2 separate regions of the Homo sapiens genome follow, and region 1 is linked to region 2. Evidence: chromatin contacts called from ENCODE Hi-C or POLR2A ChIA-PET data. All regions are on one chromosome and are shown on one strand. Each heading gives the region's core, a stretch centred on a gene start or an enhancer-like site at or near the end of the contact. The rest is flanking DNA. Distances are from core to core; before and after follow the strand shown. Region 1 overlaps LINC01331 (long intergenic non-protein coding RNA 1331). Region 2 overlaps ARHGEF28 (Rho guanine nucleotide exchange factor 28).

Evidence for each region. A loop is a pair of places that touch in the nucleus more often than their neighbours do. ChIA-PET counts read pairs that join two places held with the same protein, here RNA polymerase II (POLR2A). Pooled maps may share reads with other maps.
Region 1: a loop to region 2 is called in a map of PC-9, with 14 times the contacts of the local background. The contact joins two enhancer-like sites. A Hi-C loop is called at or near these places in 8 of 168 maps with a recorded cell type or tissue (B cell, Calu3, GM11168 and 5 more), 21 of 37 single-sample maps with no recorded cell type and 12 of 50 pooled maps. POLR2A ChIA-PET finds 5 or more read pairs at or near these places in 1 of 52 experiments (Panc1).

Annotation. Positions count from the first base shown.
Region 1 is chr5:74,394,192-74,397,998 of GRCh38, reverse strand. All of the region lies in intron 2 of LINC01331 (long intergenic non-protein coding RNA 1331), which reads left to right. Among named protein-coding and RNA genes, the nearest start is that of LINC01333, 75 kb to the right of the region's middle. Within about 2 kb of position 2,363, at least 2 of the 41 ENCODE cell types and tissues checked have a DNase peak (open chromatin) inside an H3K27ac peak, as active enhancers do; they include PC-9 and mammary epithelial cell, where a contact is called at or near this core.
Region 2 is chr5:73,899,691-73,903,277 of GRCh38, reverse strand. ARHGEF28 (Rho guanine nucleotide exchange factor 28) reads right to left here. Exons shown (of 36, transcript NM_001177693.2): 31 at 1,994-2,094. Among named protein-coding and RNA genes, the nearest start is that of LINC02122, 200 kb to the left of the region's middle. Within about 2 kb of position 2,122, at least 7 of the 41 ENCODE cell types and tissues checked have a DNase peak (open chromatin) inside an H3K27ac peak, as active enhancers do; they include PC-9 and mammary epithelial cell, where a contact is called at or near this core.

The DNA of each region.
Region 1 (3,807 bases), core at 1,114-3,613, 490 kb before region 2:
GGTTTCATTATTAAGGTACTTCATAGAGGAGCTGTTTAATTGATGAAAGAAGACATGAAGGTTTGAGTTGTTCAAGAACAAACCAAGGTTTGCTGTTTGTCACAGTTGCAGATTCAAATGCCTTTGGGATCAAGCAGGTAATCTAAAGGAGGAATGACTGTGTCATGGGCTGAGTGTGTCTCCTCCAAATTCACATGTTAAAGTCCTAAACCTAGTACCTCAGAATATGACTGCATTTGGAGATAGGGTCTTGAAAGAGGTAATTATGTTAATGGAGATTCTTTGGGTAGGCCCCAGTCTGTATAACTGATATCCTTATAAGAAGAGGGAATTTGGATGCAGGCACGCACAGAGGGAAGACCATATGAAGACACGGGGAGAAGAGGGCCATCTATAAGCCAAGGAGAGAGGCCTCAGAATGAAATCAACCCTGGCGACACCTTGATCTTGGACTTCTAGCCGCCAGAATTGTGAGGAAATAAATTTCAGCTGTTGAAGCCACAGAATCTGTGGTGCTTGGCTACAGCAGCCCTAGCAAACTAATACAGAAAGGTGTGTGCATGCACGTCAAGCAATGGGGAGTTGGGGGGACCCCGGCAGTTTTGAGTGAGCTCATCCCGGTTGAAAGGGGAAGGTGCTCTTCAGCTGGGCTGATTGTTGCCGTGTGGGAATAGTGGCTCAGAGGTGCCAGATGTTCTGAATTTTCAAGTGAAGCAAGACATTTTTTTAAATGTGAAATTTCTCAATTGTTAAGATATACGACACGGGCAAATAAAACATGTCTGTGGGCTGAATTTGACCTACAGACCACTGGTCTGTGACCCCAGGTTTGAGGAAACAATTTAGAAGTGACCTCATGAAGCAGAACATAACTAGAGAGTAAACATTAAGAGCTGGAATACTGAATTAGAAGCCAGGACACCTGGCTGGCTTTCATGGCCAGACTATTCTGCTGTCTGACCTTGAGCCAGACCTCAATTCCCATTCATGTCGGACGAGGAGGCTGAAATCCCTTCCAGCAAAGGCCATCAGAGATTTCAAGTCTGAGTGCCATATTCTGTAAACATCAGAGAATTATGGCCAAGATAATTACTCTCCACCTGGCTATTTCTAAGAATAAGTGTCTGATTTTCTAAAGTCAAAAAGAAAGAGATGGAATGTCATTAAAGATTTAAGTACATAGGAGTAGATAAAATATCCCCATGTCAAAAAAAAAAGCTACTCAAACTGGGAAAAAACAAAAAACACAGGAGGAATTGCTTCAAATGACTGTCATTAAAAATATTGGCAAAAGAGAATAAGAACTTCTGCCTTTCATTATCAAAACCTGCTATATGAAGTTGTGTTCCTTTGCTCTTGTACTGGAATTGTCACTGTAGGGTTTTCTTGGCTCATTTTTTTTTTTTTTTGTCAGCATTTCAAGGACAAGGTATGGTAGACATGAACTAATAATAATAATGACTGAGCCCTTACTATGTGCCAGGTAATTTACATATACAGGCATTTCTGCTGTAACCTAAAATTACACTTTCTAGAAAATGTTGCTGTCTGCAAAACTTGGCATAAAAAATAATAGGACTTATGGGAAAAGTTGGGCCAAGGCAGACCATTCAAATCCCATGCAACTGTGATTAAGGAAAGCAATCACTACTACCTGGGGAGATCATTTGGACCACCTTGGCAGCAGCTGAGGGGCTAGAGGCTGCCACACGGGTATTAAAATGCACAAAAGCAATAAAGATGAAAAGCTGGTAACATTTTAATTAGACTGACACTGGCAGGGGCTGGGACAGGGCGATGGAAATGTAGCTTGGAGTCACAGGGCTGTTGTTAAGGTGCACACAGGAAGCCAGACAACCTTCCACAAGCTGAGAGCTCACAAGGCTGGAGGTGCACCTACCTGAGGAGGTAGCCCTGGTGGCAGGTACTCATTTAAACATTTCCTGGAATACAGCAAAAAGATTTCTGCTGCTGGTACAGCAGCCAAACCTCAAGCCTTTTCCTTCCCATTGAACGTTATGGTTCTACTCCTGCTATCTCAGGACTTCTTGGTTAGTAAAAATTACCTACGAAATTATGGAAACCAGTGCAATTTTCACATTATACTGATGTCATTTCTCTGTGATCAATCTCTGATGGGCTAATTCATACACGGAAACGGTAGCAGAACAGAATGTATTATCTTATTTAATTCTCACAATTCTATGAGGTATTGGAGGGAGCGGTGGTTCCCACATTAACATGCATCGGAATGACCTGGAGGACTTGTCAAAACAGATCCTTCTGTTCCATACCCAGAGTTTCTGATTCAGTAGGTCTGGGGTGGAGTCCAAGAATTTGCACTTCTAAGAAGTTCTCATAAGGTACTGATGTTGCCGGCTGGGGGACCACATTTTGAGAACTACTGTATTACAGGAAACTGATAATGGGCAAGATCTTATGACTTGCCCAAGATTGCTGCGGGAATGGACCCAAGGTAGGCCTAAAACTTGGGCCTAATGAGGGTACTAAGCATGAGAAATAGACCTTTTATGACCTATAAACACTTAGGAATGTGCTGAGGTTGGTTTCAGTAGTTACTTGCACCTAGTTAGCAGGCAGGTATGCAGCTCGGGCAGCTGGGGGGATGGGTTTGTGGTCAGCAGCAGCTGTATATTTTCATGGGGACTGGGAGACATGGGGGTCTATACCTCCACCTGCTGGCATGCTGTGTGGTCTCGTTTTGCAAGACATCTCCCTCAGTTTCTGTATCACCTGCTGTTTAGGAATTTACTCCTGGTGTGTGTCTGTTAGAGTCCCACCACCCATCACATGACCTTTCCCTGGAGGCAGCTGGCAGGCACCCAGCCTCAGGATCTCTGACTCTAGCACCCAGGAACTCTGACTGTTGCACCTGTGTCCTCCCCTGCTATGGTCTGAACGTTTGTGTCCTTTCAAAATTCACATGTTGAAATCCTAACCCCCTGTGAGGAGGTGGGGCCTTGTGGGAGGTGATTAGGTCACCAAGGCCTGGCCTTATGAAGTAGGCCCAAGGGAGCGTCTTTGTTCCTTCCATCATATTAGGACACAGCTGGAAGAGGTCATGTATGAGCCAGCAAACAGGTCCTCACCAGACACTAAATCTGCCCAAGCCTTGATCTCGGACTTTCCAGCCTCCATAACTGAGAAATAGATGTTTGTTGTTTCTAAGCCACCCAGTCTATGGCACTTTGTTGCAGTAGCCCAAACAGACTAAGACTTCCCCCAGCTGGTTGCAGTGCCCCCTGGAGACTTTTGTCAGAGCTTCCCAAAAGAGAGAAGGGAGTTTCCCTCTGACTGGCTTATACCCCTGCTTAGTGTGGCTTGCTTCTGGGATACATGAGACAAGGTATTTGAGTGCGGCTGAATAAAAACCTTGAGTTTGAGCCGCTCTGTGTGCTTACCAGATCTCTCAATAATTGACTTTGCTTGCTTTGTTTTTCAGGTTGTAAAATTTGTGGGGCAAAGGCGGTATGGAGTAATGACAGGAAAAAGAATGCTGTCCATTTTTACTGTGAAAAAACTCCCTATTTCAGAAAGATATACATTAGGGTTGTGAGGTTGTAGGCTGAATGAAGATTGGAAGAAACTTGTTGATTATTATTAAATGCCTCTCAATATTTCAGAAGACATTCCCCCACCCTGAAAGTATAATGTGATAGAAAGAACTATGGAGTTAGGCAACCTGTGATTTGAGTTGTGCGAAAACGGGAAAGTTATTTGTTTAGTCAAAGCCTCTGTTTCCACTTCCATCAAGTGAGATAATAATATGTACTTCACTAGGTTATT
Region 2 (3,587 bases), core at 873-3,372:
GGGAGACCATCAGATGCCCTGTCCTCAAGGGCCTACTGTCTCATCTAATTTTAAGCCATAAAAAGCAGCCAGCCATGGTCATGTCCTCGGGTAATTTTGAACTTGTTAAATTCAATTAGTTTAGGCTGATGATGCCAGGATGAGCTAGCCAGACCTCCGCTTCCCTTGGACTGCCAATTAAAGATTTCACTCGTAAGCAGCCCCTCTGATAGAGAAAAGACAGAGGCTGAAAATGGAGATGAAGCTTAAAGACATTAGATCTGTGCCAAACCCTATGGGAGAGAACAGGCTCTAAGAACCCCCGCCCTAGAGGGATGGTTGGCGTTCTCGCTGCTCTTCTGGCTCTGTCGTGGCCCATCCACACTCCACTGCTTCTGTAGTAAGACCATATGGCACAGAGTTTTTATAGTCTATAAAAATTAGAACCATAGAAATGAGTTGGACTGTGCTACCCGCGGTTACTTATGCCCAAAAGCCACTAGGTTTGACACAAGACAGGAAATTTCGCGTTTTTAATGGAGTTGTTCTGCCACCTTGTGGTAAATGTTTAAAACTGCAGTTGGCGATTTATCCATTATTTCTGCATTTGAGTCAGATTTCATTTTTTAATATTCTTTCAGAAATTTGTTCTAACCTTACCTTGTAGAGGAAGCTAATGACAAAATATCCATTATACACCTTTTAAAAGTTTGATTTCAAGTGATCCTGCCCTTTACCTGGGTTTATTAATGTATTAATCTTTCAAAATGCCTTATTAAGCAAAAAATTTTGCAGATAGCTTAATCCAAAGAAGAACCCAGACACTTAACCTCAATTATCTACCTGTAGCTGAATTGGAGTGGAAGAGGGAGACTTTAGGGGTAGGAGCCACCCAACTTTGCGTTCAAGATTAAATTATTACTGTCCAATTCACTCTCTCTTTTCTATTAACACAGTTGGACACCACAAACTTCACACTTAAAAGTGATGAAAAGCAGGAACATTTTAAGAAGCAATACATTAGAAAGCTTACAATCAGAAGGAGTAAAATATTACATTCCTATGCTCATTTTGGCCTCTGAAGTTTAAAAAAGAACACTCAGTCACAGCTGTCTTTTCTCTGGATTTTAAAAGTCCTTGACTTGATTTCTCAGTCTTATGTAATATACACAAAAAGTATATAATATGTAAAATATGTTGTATATGTGAGAAGATCTGACATTTGCCATTTTTTCACATTGACACATATTGGCACCTATTAATGTACCTAATTCAATTTTAGATAAAGCTAAACTCTGGAGCCCTGACAAGCAGGAAGAGGCCAACTAGCCACCTCCCAGAATCATATTTTATTCCTTCCCTATTTCTGACATCTCACTTTCAGTAGACATTAATAGGAAGTTTTATGTATTTAATTCTTAAAGAGAGAGTTAATATCTATGTCTATAGCAGTAAGTCAAAAAAGAGGATTCCCTTTGGGAATCGCTGTGCCCCAAGCAAAAACTGGTCAGATTAATTAAAAATTAACCACAAAAAAAGTAGGTGAAATGTGGGTGGTGACAGGAAATCAACTCTGCAAGGAGAGGAGGGTCAAGGAAGGTGAAAGAAGCAAGAATATTCCAAAGTAAAAGGTGTTTCAATTACTTTGGCGCCATCTGGTTGCAAAAGGGCCCCCGGGTGCCAGAGCTGCCAGACATAGTGGGTGAGAAGCAAAGGTTTGCAGGGCAGAAAGACCAGAAGTCAGAGAGCACAGACACACATATACACAGGAGAGTTTTTAATCTTTTTAATAACTTTTCAATCGTTGCTTTGTTTACACCTACATGACACAGGCAGTGCAAGCACATTTGAAGAAGAAATAAGTTAGAAAGTTTAAATATGAATATTTAAATCAATTGAGAACAATTCAGAAAAGCACCTTTGCCCCACTGACTGCCGTGACAGACCAGAACCTGAGGCTATTTTATTATACACAGTAACCGCTGCCGTTTACTAACAAATCAGTTCACAATACCTTCTCCCCTGCATCAGAGACGGCCAAGTCGGTTACCACACCCTGGATCCCGGGATCCACATCCGAACAGCCTCTTCCTTCTCTCCCTCCTGTGACTAATGCTGGAAGCACGCCATCGAGACAGAAACAAAAAGGACAGCGTCAAACATCGGCCAGCCCACCGGGTTCTTCTGTACACGGCCAACACATATTTCAAAATAGGAAACACCACAAAATAATACATATTGAGTATTCTTAGATGAGGTGCTTGGATGAGCGCAGAGCAATGCATGTGGTCCCTGCCCACATGGGGCTTACACGCTAACAGACAGCAACTGACGAACCGCACAAAGTATCACCATCTTTGTACTTTTCTTTCTTGCACTGAAGTGTTCGTGTGTCGTTTGTGTTACAGAGGGTAGAATCTACATCTCACTCTCACTTAATAGGAAAATGCCTCCTGGGAAGGGTGAAATTTAAAACAGGTGCTGTAGAACAAAAGCAAGGTCTCTTGGCAGACTTAAGTCTGTAAAAAGTCTCTCTTGTGGCCAGTGCAAGAGCAGCAGACGATAAACAAGGTTTAGGAGGAAGGAGGAGTCCGAAGCAGGAGGGAGACATCTTTCTAGGAAGGCGGAGATGGCTAATACTTCACGGTCTCATAGTCATACAAACCAAGAACCTGTCCCTATCTCTGAATAACTTATTTTTTAACAATTTCTAAATGTGTTGTTTTTCTCACATTTCTTGTTATGCTTTAGATTTACAAATACTATGTATTTAAACTATGAAAACATAGAAACTAGTCCCGAAATATTTTTAAGTACCAAATACAGATTTCACTTCATCCATTAAATCTCTGTTGGCAGGATTTTATTTCTTTACCCATGTGAACTCAGTTAAAACTTAAACTGTGCCCACCTTGCACTGATTAAAACTAGAATTTTCAAAGCCCAAAACAGTGTTTTATTAGAACCATGTCCAATCCAGACCCTGACAAAATCGATATTCACTTTATGACACTGTTTGTTTGTATAATTTTTATTGTGTCTTTTTAAAACTTTATTTCCAATATAGGAAATGCTTTTTTCTTTAATAAAAATACTTATGTCTTTGGAAAATGAGAGTCCTCTAGGATTTCAAAGACCTCTTCTAATACAAAGAAGTTTTTGTCTAAACGGAAACGGCTTCAGATGAGATCAGCTAAAAACAAGTCCATTTTGTTCAAGCTGATCAGCACTTATTCACTTACAATGAGGGACATTTTATAGGTTTCTCTGTCATTTGAAAAATGGTTCTACTATTGGGTGCTATTCCTAACTCTTAAAGAGTGGCCAAAGGCATCACTAAAGAATTCACCACTCTGTTTCTCACTCCCTCATAGAAATTAGGAAAATCAAATGGGAAAGAAGCTGATGACAAGGCAGAAGAATAAAACACAGATCAGGTCCCTGTCCCTGTATCCAATTTCAGGGTGGGCCAGAGGGTCTCCAGTGAACAGAACTTTCCTAGAAGTAGAAGATACTCATCATGTATACTGAAGACTGAAAATAGAGCTGTCTGCTTGGCTTATAACCTCAGGCTGACATAAGCCTGATGAAGAAGAGCCCAGTTCTCC